Linked DNA regions of Mus musculus: region 1 is linked to region 2. The links are chromatin contacts, found by Hi-C or POLR2A ChIA-PET in ENCODE. All regions are on one chromosome and are shown on one strand. The core of a region is the stretch at or near the end of the contact, and the rest is flanking DNA. Distances in the headings are between cores, read along the strand shown. Region 1 holds the start of Ppp1r15b (protein phosphatase 1, regulatory subunit 15B). Region 2 overlaps Pik3c2b (phosphatidylinositol-4-phosphate 3-kinase catalytic subunit type 2 beta).

Region 1 (6,532 bases), core at 2,109-4,608, 46 kb before region 2:
TTCAATGATAACTCACTCACTCACTGCTTTCTCTTTCCAAATGAAAGCCTAAGAAACTCCCTCAACAATAGAAGACATCTTTGTATCAAATAGTAACCCAGCTGAGTAAGCAGTGAGAAGCTAGGCAGCTCAAAGGACTCTGAACTCCAAGCAAGCTCAACCAAAGGACTGCCCGGTGAAGTTTTAAACAAGCCGGGAGGCTCACAATCATCCCTGCACTCGGGAAGCTTGAGACACCAGGCTCAAAGGCCAGCTTGGACTTCACAGTGAGGTCTTGTGTTACATAAGAGACCTAAAAAACAAACTGGGCTGGAGGTTCCGGACAGCTGGGAACACAACTGACTGCAGGAAAGCCAGGTGTATGCCCCACCCCCACCCCCTTTTTGAGATAAGGTCCTGCTCATGTATCTTTAGCTAGTCTGGAACTCACTAGGTAGACCAGGCTAGACTCCAAAACTCCAGAACACCCACCTGCTTCTAAAGTACTGGAATTACAGGCACACACCACAGTACCACTTTCAGGGCAAACAACTGAACAAACCTAATTTGCTGCTTGCTAGTGTTATTCCTCTGGATTCCAATGGATAGGAATAAGGACACTGTAGCCATGAAAATAAAACATTATATACTTTCAAATAAAACACATGCAAAACCATTTCTAACTTTCAGGTTCCACCAACCAAAATGACACCCCTGCTAACATCTAATACTGGCACCTTTCATTTGGAGAAGAACATTTCTCTATATTGGGAAGAAGGATCACACTGGAGTATTTCTCAATTCAAGAACACCAGCTCAGATGCCTTCCTCAAAAATGTGCACAACTGTGCCTCCAGAGGCAAAGTCATGCTGCTATAGTAACCATATCAAAATAGAGCAAGTTATTAGTCATGTAAAAGGGAACAAACCTTTTTTCTCTTGATATGGGTGTATCTTTCTCCAGCAAGAGCCTCACCCAGCCCACAGCCTGGACAATTATCTTCTTGGCTCTCTAACAGCTGGGCCTTACAAGAAAGTAAGGTATGATGGCCAGAGAAGGCCACTGTAGCCTCAGAAGAGGCCTTTGAGTCCTGACGGCCTTTCCAATTCTTCCCTGACGGTTGAAAAGGAGCCTTAAAATTTAAAAGGTTGTAGGGGTCCTCAGAATGACAGAAAGAGTTCCACAATTTAAGATTCTCTGCTTCATCTGCACTCGGTTCCCAGTCATCTTCCTCCCCGGAACTATGGTCGGGGGTCTCCGGAAGGGGTCCCTCCTGACAGCTCCCTACACCACAGCTGCCAGACCAGGATGTCCCTGAATCTGATGGGTCTCTGGGGGCAATTCTGGCAGCCGTCTGAATCGTGGCTGTAAAGTTTTGGGGGTTGTAAGGATCTACACTGTGGAAAGAGTTCCAAAGGTGAAGGCCTTCCGAGTCCTGTTCCACGTCTGATTCAGACAGGGAGCCATCGCTATCAAAGCCATCGTCCTCAGGTTCCTCGCCCCAATCCTCACTTTCAGAATCAGAGCTGGCTTCCAAGTCACTGGGGGCGCCTCCCAAAATATAATCTATCAGTTTGTTGCTACAAACTGGTCTGGTAGAAACAGGAAGGCTCTCTCCTCTATCTGAGAGGTCAGTTGCATTAGTGTGGTCCTCTTCACATTCTTTTTCCACGGGTAATTCACAAAACAGACTGCTTCCCTGGGGGCTCTGTGAAACTTCTTGAATCACCAATTCTGGTTTTTTCTCAGTGGGCTCCGGCCTGTCTGCAGCAGGGGACACCGCCTGTGCTGGGTTATCTGTGCAATGTTGTGGGTCCATCCGGAGAAGGTTATGTTCCTCCTCCAGGCTATGATAGCCATTATCTTGGTCAGGGGTGGGTAACTCTTGCCCTTTGTTAGCCTGGAGGAATTCTAGCCGTTTCATACGAAGGTGGTGGATTTCCGGCAGGCCTTCTGTAGAGAGAGGCGGACACCTTCTCCAGGCGGTTGCCGACATCTCTGCCCGCAACGGCTGAGGGTGACAACCATCTTCAGAAAGATAGCAGCTCTCTGGGGTTAGTGTTCGGAAACCCACAAACTGGCCACCTCCAGCGCTGCTCTGACAGCGCAGCCCTAACTGGGGAAGGTAGTCCAGGTAGGAAGGGTTCAGGAGATAGGAAACTACCTTGAAATTACCTAAGCTCTGAACGCTCAGAGGCCCAGAGGATGAAGAGTCAAGTTCTCGGTGGGAGACTAGACCAGCTTGAAGGCTACTGGGCAGCAACTCCACTCCCCACAGCTGCTGCTCCAGGAGGAAAGTGGGCGCTGCAGAGTCTAAAGCTCTTTCCTGGGCCTTGAGTTTTAACTCCAGGTCTGAGGACGAGCACTGCCACTGGAGTCCCTCCTCTAGCCAATCAAGAGAACTGACAACCAAGTCTTCCGAAGAGTCCAGCCGCAGTGAACTCAGAGACTTCTGCACCGTGGGAGCGGCAGATTCCTCCCGTCCTCTCAAAGCTCTCAGGGCGCTGTAACTTGCGGCAAAATCTAGCCATCTGGTAGGAATCAGGCCCCCGAAAAGCTGGCTCCAAAGCAGCAGCTTCTGGAATAGGCTAGGGAGCAGGGCAAGGAGCTGAGAAAGCAATTTGGTCCAGTACCTGGTCCGACGCTCGGGCAGAGCGGAGTTCCCGGGATTTTGTCGAGAGGAAGGCGGCGGGAACTCCGAAGAGCAGGCGTGCGATCGCCGAAGGAAGGGCAGCCGGAACCAGGAGCCCAGCCGAGGGCCAGGCCGCTTCCGGGCCCTGTGCGTTCCTGTCTCCATCTCCTTTCCTTGGCGGCTTCTCAGACAGGAGGAGGACAGAGCTCAGCGGCGTCAGCGCAGGCTGGATCCGAGGTCTACACAGTCTCCGCCTTGCCCAGCCACGGAGTGGGTACTGCAGTCCGATTCCCGCGCCGGCAGAGGAGGCCCAGAGAGCGGCGGCTTCCGCAACGAGTGCTGCACCGGACGGCCCAGAGGCCCGCGCAAGCGGTGGCGACCGCGGTTAGGTCCATCCCGGCTAGGGAAGGAGACGTCCTAGGCCGTGTGAGATCGCTCCACCATAGAGAAGACCCTCCCTCGCGCGGCGGCGACGGAGACGACGGCGGCGTTTCCGGTGGCCCGCACGGAGGCGCGAAACGCCAAGGCGGAAAGGGTGGCTGGGTGGCAGGCGAGGGCGCAAAGAAGCGAAGCTCAAAATGGCCGCAGCCGCACACCCGGAAGCTGCAGGGCGAGACGGAGGACCGAGGGCGTCTACTCCCTACCGCCCAGCGGCGCCTCACGTCATTCGCCGAACCCCCACCCTTGCCTCCCGAGAGGCGGACTTGCCTCACCCTCGTGCGTGGCCTCTGATTGGCCGCGTCTGTGGTCCCTGTCGGCTTCCTTACTCGGGGTAGAGCGGGGCTCGCACGCGGCGAGTTGCATCAGCCGGACCTAGGATGTACGCTTGCGCAGTCAGTTCATTCTGGTCTCCTAGGAGACTCCGCGCCCCACCCTCTAGGTCAAAGGGAATGGCTGGGGAGGTGAGTGGGTTTCAAGAGAACCCGAGAATTCTCCCGAGCCCTTTTTTATGGATCCGATTGCTAGGCAAATTATCCGCTTATCTGACACGTGTATCGGTCTTCTCCTATTAAGGGCGTAGGAAGACTGGAGTGAAACGATGTAGGCAGTGCTGTATAACCAACTCGCCTGGTGCTAAGACACACATCATCCCTAGTGAATCATAGTGAAACTGAATCACTCACACATTCCTGTCCCCTCTGCTTTAGGATTTCTAAGTCTCTAGCATTGCCTGTGATCTAATTTGGACATCTTTCAGGGTCCATTTGACAAAATACCCCTCAGAAAGAAAAACGCGGTGTTACTAGCAAGCTGAAGTCACAGGTGGGAAGATAACTGTTAACTAACTCAGAAACAGCGCGTTCAATTCACTTATTTCCTCAGTAACAAGAGCCACAGAGTAGAGCATCCGGCGAAGGATAACACATTGGTGACTTTTGTCCTCTGAAAAATATTGGCTGATTAATTTTAATTACTGTAATAAGGGGAGGATTTTGTTTGTTTGAAACAGATTTTACTATGAAGCTCAGGCTGGCCTCAAACTAACCACAATCTTTCTGCCTCGGCCTTCCAACCAAGTACTGGCTGATTTATCTCTTACTAGTTTGGTTTCTTTCTTCCTTTTTTATTTTTATTTTTTTCTTTTCTTACTTATCTATTTATTTGTTTATTTGAGGCCGGGTCTCTCTACAGAGCCCTGACTGTTTGGAACTGGCGATGTAGACCAGGCTGGCCTTGAACTTATTAGTTCTGTCTCTTCCTCTCCAGCAAAGAGATTAAAGGCATGCACCACCATGCCTGGTCTTTAGTTCACTTTCTTATTCTCATTTTAATCCACAATGCAAAGACCAAGTGGCTATCACAGAGCGTAGTGGTTACACTAAGGAGGAGAATCTTGCTGCCCTGGGGGAGGGTCAGCTGATCCTCATGACTTGTTGAGCAAGGAACAAGCTCTTTCTTCCCTGAAACCAAGAGTTTTTACTGTTTACGCCCCCACAACATCTTATTACTTGTGTCTGGCAGTAACTGGTTTCTTAATCCTAAAAGCTTTAGGAAAACGTAATTAGCAATGAGTCGTTTTTTTCATAGTAGCAGGAGGTCCGAGTATGCAAATAAGTTACTTCGGGCTTCAGTTCCTTTTGGGGTGAAGCCGAGAGGATCATCTAACCGCTGGGTGAGGGGCTGTATCCCCAGGCAGAGAGGGTAGGAACACAAACACTAGCTAATATTCTGCTCTCGTTCTTCTTTACAATCCTCCATTGTTTACCACTGCCTACAAAATAAAGAAAGGCTCTGTTCAGCCTGCGCTGCCCGAATGCTCTCCAGCCTTCGCTTCTGCGGCTCCTCCTCTGGAGCACAGGACTTGTCCTTCCTCCGAGCGTTAGAGGAAAGACCTCACCTTTTCTTGTGGTGTATACCTACTTACACTCCCAGTTTCAACTTGAAGGTCAAGGTCTGCTTGAGGCCTCAATGGCCCTACGGGTCAGAATCTGTTGCTCCTTTTCAAGGCTGATTCACGCCTTTTAGTGGCGTTTAACAATTTGCACCAGCCCTTCCTGTAAATGTACCCTCCAGTCCAGGCAGTAATGAAAGAACTGTACCAACGTTTCAATTTCCCAATGAGGAGGAACTGTTCTCTGTAGAAAGTTCCCCTAAGTTGGTTTTTAAATGACACATTAGAATCTCTGTGCGATTCCTTTTTAATTGTTTGTTTCGTTAGTTCAGAATTTCTTCCATTTGTGTAATATGTTTTTATCGTGTTCTCTTCCTGTGATCCTGAGCAGGTAATTATCGCTCAAGTCATGGTTCCAGTGCCTTTTTTGTCTCTTGTTTTTGCCTTGTTCTGAGACTCTGACCTCAGGTCTCATGCTAGTACCCCAAGCTCTTTCCCCACCTCCTCAACCCCTAGGTCAGAATGTCTTAAAAATTCTCCACAGTCTCTTTTCACCAAGACAGTTTTATGTGATCACAGGTAATGGTATACAAGACAAACATTTACTGATAATGACTCATAAATTTAGTTTAAAACAATTTTATATACCTATAGTTATACCATTTATTAAAGGCATAAGTAAATTTGTATACTAGTAAAATGAAGGGCTAGAAAGACAGCTCAGCAGTTAAAAGCACTGGATGCTCTTTTAGAGAACCTGGGTTCAATTCCCAACACCCACAGATTTACTCACAGCTGTCTGTAACTCCAGTTCCAGGGGATCCAAGGCCTTCTGGCCTCCTCTAGCATACATATGGTGGACAGTCATGCATGCAGACAAAACAAAACAAAACAAATACATATTATAAAATAAAAGAAAAACCTAATAAATGGATGTGACAAAATTTACATATGCTTGGCTAAATGTTTAATACTGTAAGATCCACAAGATTGTCTATTTATGAGTTTATTTATTTTTTTAGAGAAGCTTAAAGAGAATAAATTTATACATAAATACCGCAAGGATTAGCACACTTCATCTGATGAGATAAGTTTCTTTCCTAGTTAAGTAAATGATGGCAGGTGATTGATATTTTATAATCACCAATGCTTGGAAAGTCCTTCACATAAATACAGTAGAACAAAATGGCTGCAGTATGGCTAGGGGCTATTCCAGAAATTCTGTCTTGGTTCTAGGTCATAACGCATGACTTAGATGACTTGCTCCTTTGTTTGTTTGTCTATCATGGAACTCACTCTGTAGGCCAGGCTGGCCTCAGATTCACAAGGATTCTCCTGCCTCTGCCTCCACAGTGCTGGGATCAAAGGCGTGTACCGCCAAGCCCAGCCTCAATCAGTGACTTTTAGATTATACTTACATGGGTATTTTAAGTATATACTGTGTGAACTCAAACCATAGTGCACATGTGAAGGGCACGGGACAAAGTCTGTGAGACTTTGGCTCTCTCCGTTTACCAAGCGGGTCCTGGCTGCTAAACTCAGGTCATCAGGCTTGTAACAAGTTCTAGGCCATTTTCCTAGCCCCACC
Region 2 (6,366 bases), core at 2,243-4,742:
AGATTTGTTTATTATATGTAAGTAAAACATATACTCACATTTATTTATATGTAAGTAAAACATATAGTCACTGTAGCTGACTTCAGAAACCACAGAAGAGGGAGTCAGATCTCATTACGGATGGTTGTGAACCACCATGTGGTTGCTGGGATTTGAACTCACAGCCTTTGGGAGAGCAGTCGGTGCTCTTTACTGCTGAGCCATCTCTCCAGCCTTGTTTTATTTCAAGATAGGACTTCTCCGTGTAGCCCTGACTGTCCTGAAACTTGCTCTGTAGACCAGGCTGACTTCAAACTCACAGAGATCCACCTGCCTCTACCTCCTAAGTGCTGGGATTAAAGGCTTGATCCACCACCGCCCAGACAAAATTATTTGTTTAACAAAAAGTTTCTACCAAAGTATGTACAACAGTTGAACTCTGTGTGGCAGGTGGATAGGCCAGCACTTGCGCACCTTGTGACGTGTGCAGATGGAAATCTAGTGGTAAACTCTATGTGACGTGCACCTGGGGATACGGATGGTGTTATGAGATTAGGGGAAAATGAGACAAAGGAAAATGGGAGAGTAGGAAAGCCGAGTGCTGGCACATCTGCGACTCTGCTTTCCCTGAGCTGACCTGTCAAGTAATGGCAGTGCTGGAGCCGGGACAAGGAAGAGCTACAACTCACGTGGCATGCAGGAGTCCCAGGGCATCTTGGTGGTTCATGTGAGTCCACTGTTGCAGGAGAGCATAGATGTCCGGCAGGCAAGCCCACTCCCAGCTGGGTGCACTGGCGAGAACCAGGGGGAGTGAGCTCACCTCAGTGTGGCAGTAATAGCGTTTCTCCCACAGCTGCTTCTTGTCAGCATCCGTGAGCCTACGTGAGAGCGAGCGGCAGAGTGAGCCAGGGCACACAGAACTGCTGTTCCGAGGGAACTGACCCACACGCTACCATTCAGTGGCTTCCCAACGTCACCACACATTATTACAGAAGGGGTTGGTAACTTCTGGCGACTAGCTCCCACACCAATGCCAGTTGAGTCAGAATGTCTACAGAAACTAAACATTTGGGTTTTTTTTTTTTTTAATGATCACAGATGATTGCAGGTTTGGAGAACAGGATCCACATCTCACCTCTGACCCAATCTCAGGGACATTTCTCAGACTGAGGTCAACAATACCAGACCAGGGGATGGCCCGATGGTACTACTTCCAAGTAGAGCCACTAGAGGGCAGTAGGCAACACCTGTCAGGGTTTGGTCAACTGTGAGGCCTCTTGGGATCTCTCTTCGCTTTACAGGGTCTGTAGCTAATTGGGACTCGCCTGAGATCAGGTGTCTAATGGAAGACTGGAGCTGAGGGCTAATGAAATGAGGGGTGAGGAGTGGGCTGGGGGGCAGGGAGGTCTGCCTCGCTTGTTCCCTGACCCAGCATATGAACAGGGCTCTGCTGGGCCCAGAGAGGTGGCTAGGAAGATCAAGAGCCCTGACTCTCCTTACTCACCCCTCCCTCTCCAGTCCTGGTAGACACAGCAGCTCCAAGGATGAGATCAGCCTGGACTCCTTAACTCCTGAGAGCTGCCAGCTTGTCAAGACACCTGATCCTTTTTGGAATGTGACAAGGCCAGAAAAATGCAAAAGGCCTTTGGTGTGGAGGAAGGGGCAGGAGGAAGTGAGAGCAGGGAAGCCAGCTGCCCCACCAGAACCAGGGGGTGTATCTGGGGTGGTGGCAGGTCAGTCACTAGTGCGGCACCGGACTTTCTGGGATCCTATCTCCTAACCTGCTCTATGCACTTTCCCTAGTGTCAACTAAAGAAAGTCTGGAGGCTGCCACCATTGTCAAGTGGTCGCAATGACTCTTTGAATGACCACTTCCAGTCCTCAAGCACAAATGGTACAGCCTAGATGCTGGGAGGTAAGAGGTCAGGCAGACACAGACAGACAGCGGGAAGCCTGCGATATATAGGGAGGTGTCCTGGGCCTCACCAGTATAGGGACTCCTTCTGCGTAATGTCTTTAAGTTTGCGCTGGTCCTCCTCCCGGAGACTGCCAAACTCATAGCGGGGGCTGAACTTGTCTCCAGGGGGGCTGGTGAACTTGATGTCAAAGGCCGAGCTGGGGAAGTCAATCTTGGGATAGGATCAGAGACGCAGACGCAGCAAGGAGGAAGGAGGCAGTGTGAGTGAAGGTACTTCCTGGGTCCCGGCTGTTCTCTCACAGGCTTCTGCTCCTGCCTCTAGCCTCCCCTTCCCTGAAGTAAAATAACCCTGATGTCTGTGGTGATCCCCAAAATCCCAGCTGTAACTTTCAGCAAAAATTGAAAGGCAACCATAAGAAGCCTAGTGTGGTGGGTCACGCCAATAATCCTAGTACTCGGAAAGACTGAGGCAGGAGCATCGCTGCAAATTTGAGGTCAGCCCAATCTACACAGTAAGTTCCAGGCCAGTCAGCAATCATAGATAGAGAGGCCCTGTTTCATCCAAATCTTCCCCTCAAAAAAAAAAAAAAAAAAAAGGAAACATGGGCTGGGTTAACTCTCTGAGAGTTTAAGGCTAGTCTGGACTACAAAGCAAGTTCCAAGACAGCCAGGACTGTTACACAGAGAAACCCTGTCTCAAAAAACAAACAAACAAACAAACAAACAAACAAACAAAGAAACCAAAACAAAACAAAAAAACCCCAAAACGAATCAAAAATGAACAATGGGGAAGGTAGGGAAAGGCTGAGTTGAGATGCTTAAGGAAGACAGGATAGGCCCCACTTCAAAACCCTGAACGGCATTGACAGGGCAAGCCACTGAGAGTACCCAGGCTGAAGCTGGGGACCTCCTTGTGTGGTCCCAGAGGCATCCTAGCCTGTCTGGATCTGGTAGCACACAGTGAGTGAAGGCTCTATTAACTCTAGGGCCTGTGATCATCTGCTCTGAGCCACCAAAACATACATCCTCCTAAAGTGGGCATCAGAGCTGAACAATCCGGTTCGGTTCTCTAAGGGGCTCTGCTCTCTCACTCAGCACCTGACCCGTACCGGGCAGAGCCAAAGGTAAAACCATCTGCTAATGGAGTTGTATTCTGGATCTTTCTTCTTCACTGTCTGTTGGTTTTGCCACCCCCTATTCCACACCACAGCATCTCATGGGCTCGAGAAATGGGAATCACAACCAGGATTGAGGCAGCTTCTCTCCCACCCTCCCTCCAAAGAGAACATGTCCCTTGAGTGACTAGTGGGAACACTTTCCCTTGAGCCCTAAGAGAAGGGAGCGCCCAGCTGGATCTGACCTAGAAACATGAGGTCTCAAAGCAAGGGGAGCCATGGGTGGAGAAGGCCTCAGACCTAACTTTAGAGGATGCTGTGAAATTGAGGGAGGGGGATGTCTTCGACTCATGCTCTCCCATTTACTGAGATGCTTGGCCACATCTCATCCCATGCCCAGAGTTCCTAGCTGGGTCTCACCTGCAGGATAACACTGTCTGGCTGGTGGAAATTAGGCGCACTCCAGCGGGCACCGGAGTTTTCCTGTGTCGCTGGCCACAAGCCCAGGAGCTTTCGACCACAGGTCAAGACTCTAAGGCAGAAGGAGGGTAAGATGAGCCAACAAGCGGTGCCTACGCTGGGGGTTTCTCTCCTGCTCTCTTGTCCCCAAACCTTTTCTAGTTGAAGCTTCTCCCCCACTCCTGTCCCTTGGATTATCCCCAGAGGCCACAGGTCTTACTTCAAGCTCTAGGAGGGCTCCCATGGCAGAAAGCCTCTCTGAGCTTGCCACTCAGGTGACCCTTTGGCAGGGGTGTCTCCGTGCCTGGGTAGATGACCTCTGAAGTCCTTCTGATACAGGACCCCGTGACTTGTTACAGGGATAGTGTTTTCCCACGCCCCTCCCCCACCTGCCAGGTTACATCAATAGTCCGGGTCACCAGCTCTGTGCATTGACTTCTCTACAGGGATGGGGACCTCTGGGCTTCACAGTGAGCGCCATGTGGCCAACCCTTCTCAGGGAGTACCGAGTATAACTACCAGGCTTTATCTCCATCCCCCTTGCTCCCTTCCAAGGCTAGAAGCTGTTCCCCTGGCGCTCACACGTACTGCCTGAAGTTGAAGAGAGGGGTAGTGACCCAACCCAGAGCTTCAGGCACCCGCTTCTGCTTATTCGCTTCAGAGGAACCCCCAGGAGGGGGAACGGGCAGGGCATAGAGTGTGGCACACAGCAGAGTCTCCCGAGGTAGCCTGTTCACCTGCACTGGAAAGCAGATCCTAGGAAACAAGGGGATCAAAGTCAACAGCCTTGGGGGGGGGGGCTGGGGGCGGGGGGTGTAAAGTACAAGCAGAGAAGCAGCCTTCCACTCGGGTGTCACATATGTCCCAAGGCATGCCTCCCAAGGGACCAGGACAAGTCTCAAGAGCCTCTCTAGGAAGAAGCACCAGGTTCTCTGTCCCACCTTTCCTAGCCCCAGGGACCCCCCAAAACAGAGTCATGGGAAAAAAGAGAAGGGGCTTTTCAGAGAAGAGTGAGAAAGGAAACAGGCCAGGCCAAGACACGCATAAGCAGCATAAGCAGCGCTCAAGGCCAGATGTTCTTCACGGTCCGCCCTGACGGGGCCACACCCAGCCACACCCTCTGAGTTCAGGGTAAGGAGATTTGGGTGTGGGGAGGTGGAGAGAGCTGAGGGGCTGGGGAAAAGAGAGCCAGGGCCCACCCTGTTACCTTTCCGGGAAGCTGTCCCTGGGCCAAAGTCCACACTGCCACACCCTCCTGGCTGGCCCTAGGCCCGACTGCTGCTACACCCAAAGGGCACAGAGGCAGGGCCGCCACCCCCAAGGTCAGAGGTCACAGATAAGGCAGCCTCCCTCTTCACTGCCCCTCACTCCTGGGGAAAGTCTCCACTCAAAGAAGGCACTCAGCAGCCGCAGACTGGCACAATCCGGCTCTGCCCCAGCTGCTTCTACCCTGGGGGCCCCACAGCTATAATTAGGGCCCCTTCAGCAGCCAGGGGATATGCCAGGCTGGGTCTGGCCGGAGGTGACAGAGCATGGCTGCTGGGCCTATTTTGAGAGCAAGCTGATCCCATGTCCATCCAACTACAGTGGGAGGGAGAAGCAGCTGACCCCACAGCCAGGGAGAGGAAGTTGGTCTGGTCATCCAACAAGAGGAAGAGCTGACCCGTGGTATGGCCGTAATCCCAGCTCTTGGGAGGCTGAGGCAGGAGGACGGCTGGGATTTCAAGGTCAATTTAAGTCTGCATGAGTATGAGACCTTGCCGTGGGAAGGAGAGAAGGAAGGAAGGAAGGAAGGAAGGAAGGAAGGAAGGAAGGAAGGAAGGAAGGAAAGAAAGAAGGAAGGGGCAAACTGCCTTACTGAAACCATAATACAGAGAAGCAGGCAAGGCCTCCCCTTCCTCAGGTCCCAGTGTATCTGGGATTCCAATATGACCTTTCTAACCCTATGCCTCGGCTTGGTCAAAGGAACCACTACTTCTCCTGAAGAGCTGAGTCTTCTGGCCTAAGAAATTCTCCTCTCGGTGAGCCCTTCTCCAACACTATAGCACTGGGGCTACTGGGGTTGTGAGGTGCTGGGTGGGGCTCCTGCTTGGCCACTCACAATCTTGAGCATCTGAACTGACAGCTCCGCCCTTGGCACGCTCACCAGGAGAAGAGCAGCCTATATAGTTTGGGTTCTTTCTGCTGTGTGATATTAGTTATTACTCTGGACCTGGCTGATGTGACATAGATAGCATTTTCACACAAATATCCCCCTGGGCATTAGTCACTGCCAGCCACCTGGAACAGAGAAACAGGAACTGAGACGGTCAGAGCTTAGATGATGAGGACAGAAAAGGAGAGTGCATTTGCTTACCAAGCAGTAGATGGTGGACCAGGTTTGGTCTCTTTCCCTTTCTCAGTCTATCGCTCCCTCTCTCTGTCTCTCTTGTCTTATCTCATTATTTCACTTAGGCTGGTCTTGAACTCGTAACAATCCTCTGGCTTTAGTGTTTTAAGTGCTGGAGTACAGGTGTGGCACCCCATGCTCAGCTATCCAAAGTACTTTCCTATTTATTGGTTTGTTTCATCTTTGCGCCACTCATGAATCTAGGCAAACTCTCTACCACTGAGCAAGTTGTTTTCTTAGTGTCCTAACAACTCTGCCAAATCTTGGAGAGCACTCCTAGAACTGCCTCCATTGCAGGCTGTCTGTCATCTACTGAGGATGGCTGGCTCAAAGTTGAGTCCAGACCTTCAGCATGTCATGCCTTTTCCCACATGCCTTGGCCTTCATTAAGAAGGACTAAGAGGCTTGTGTGGCGGTGCAGGCCTTTAATCTCAGCACATGGGAGGCAGAGGCAGGTGGATCTCTGTGAGTTCACGGCCAGCTTAGTCTACAGAGTGAGTTCCAGG

What was found. Hi-C counts contacts between places; a loop is a spot of excess contacts on that map. ChIA-PET counts read pairs that join two places held with the same protein, here RNA polymerase II (POLR2A).
Region 1: a map of v-Abl transformed pro-B cells shows a loop between it and region 2 (2.1-fold over the local background). The contact joins the promoter of Ppp1r15b here to the enhancer-like site in region 2. A Hi-C loop is called at or near these places in 1 of 37 maps with a recorded cell type or tissue (v-Abl transformed pro-B cells). POLR2A ChIA-PET finds 5 or more read pairs at or near these places in 2 of 5 experiments (both embryonic stem cell).

The regions. Positions count from the first base shown.
Region 1 is chr1:133,127,992-133,134,523 of GRCm38, reverse strand. Ppp1r15b (protein phosphatase 1, regulatory subunit 15B) reads right to left here and starts at 3,358. Exons shown (of 2, transcript NM_133819.3): 1 at 909-3,358. The coding sequence starts at 2,777.
Region 2 is chr1:133,082,679-133,089,044 of GRCm38, reverse strand. Pik3c2b (phosphatidylinositol-4-phosphate 3-kinase catalytic subunit type 2 beta) reads right to left here. Exons shown (of 33, transcript NM_001099276.2): 13 at 4,060-4,227; 14 at 3,433-3,544; 15 at 1,966-2,108; 16 at 669-857. Among named protein-coding and RNA genes, the nearest start is that of Gm51647, 7.8 kb to the left of the region's middle. Within about 2 kb of position 3,492, at least 2 of the 3 ENCODE cell types and tissues checked have a DNase peak (open chromatin) inside an H3K27ac peak, as active enhancers do.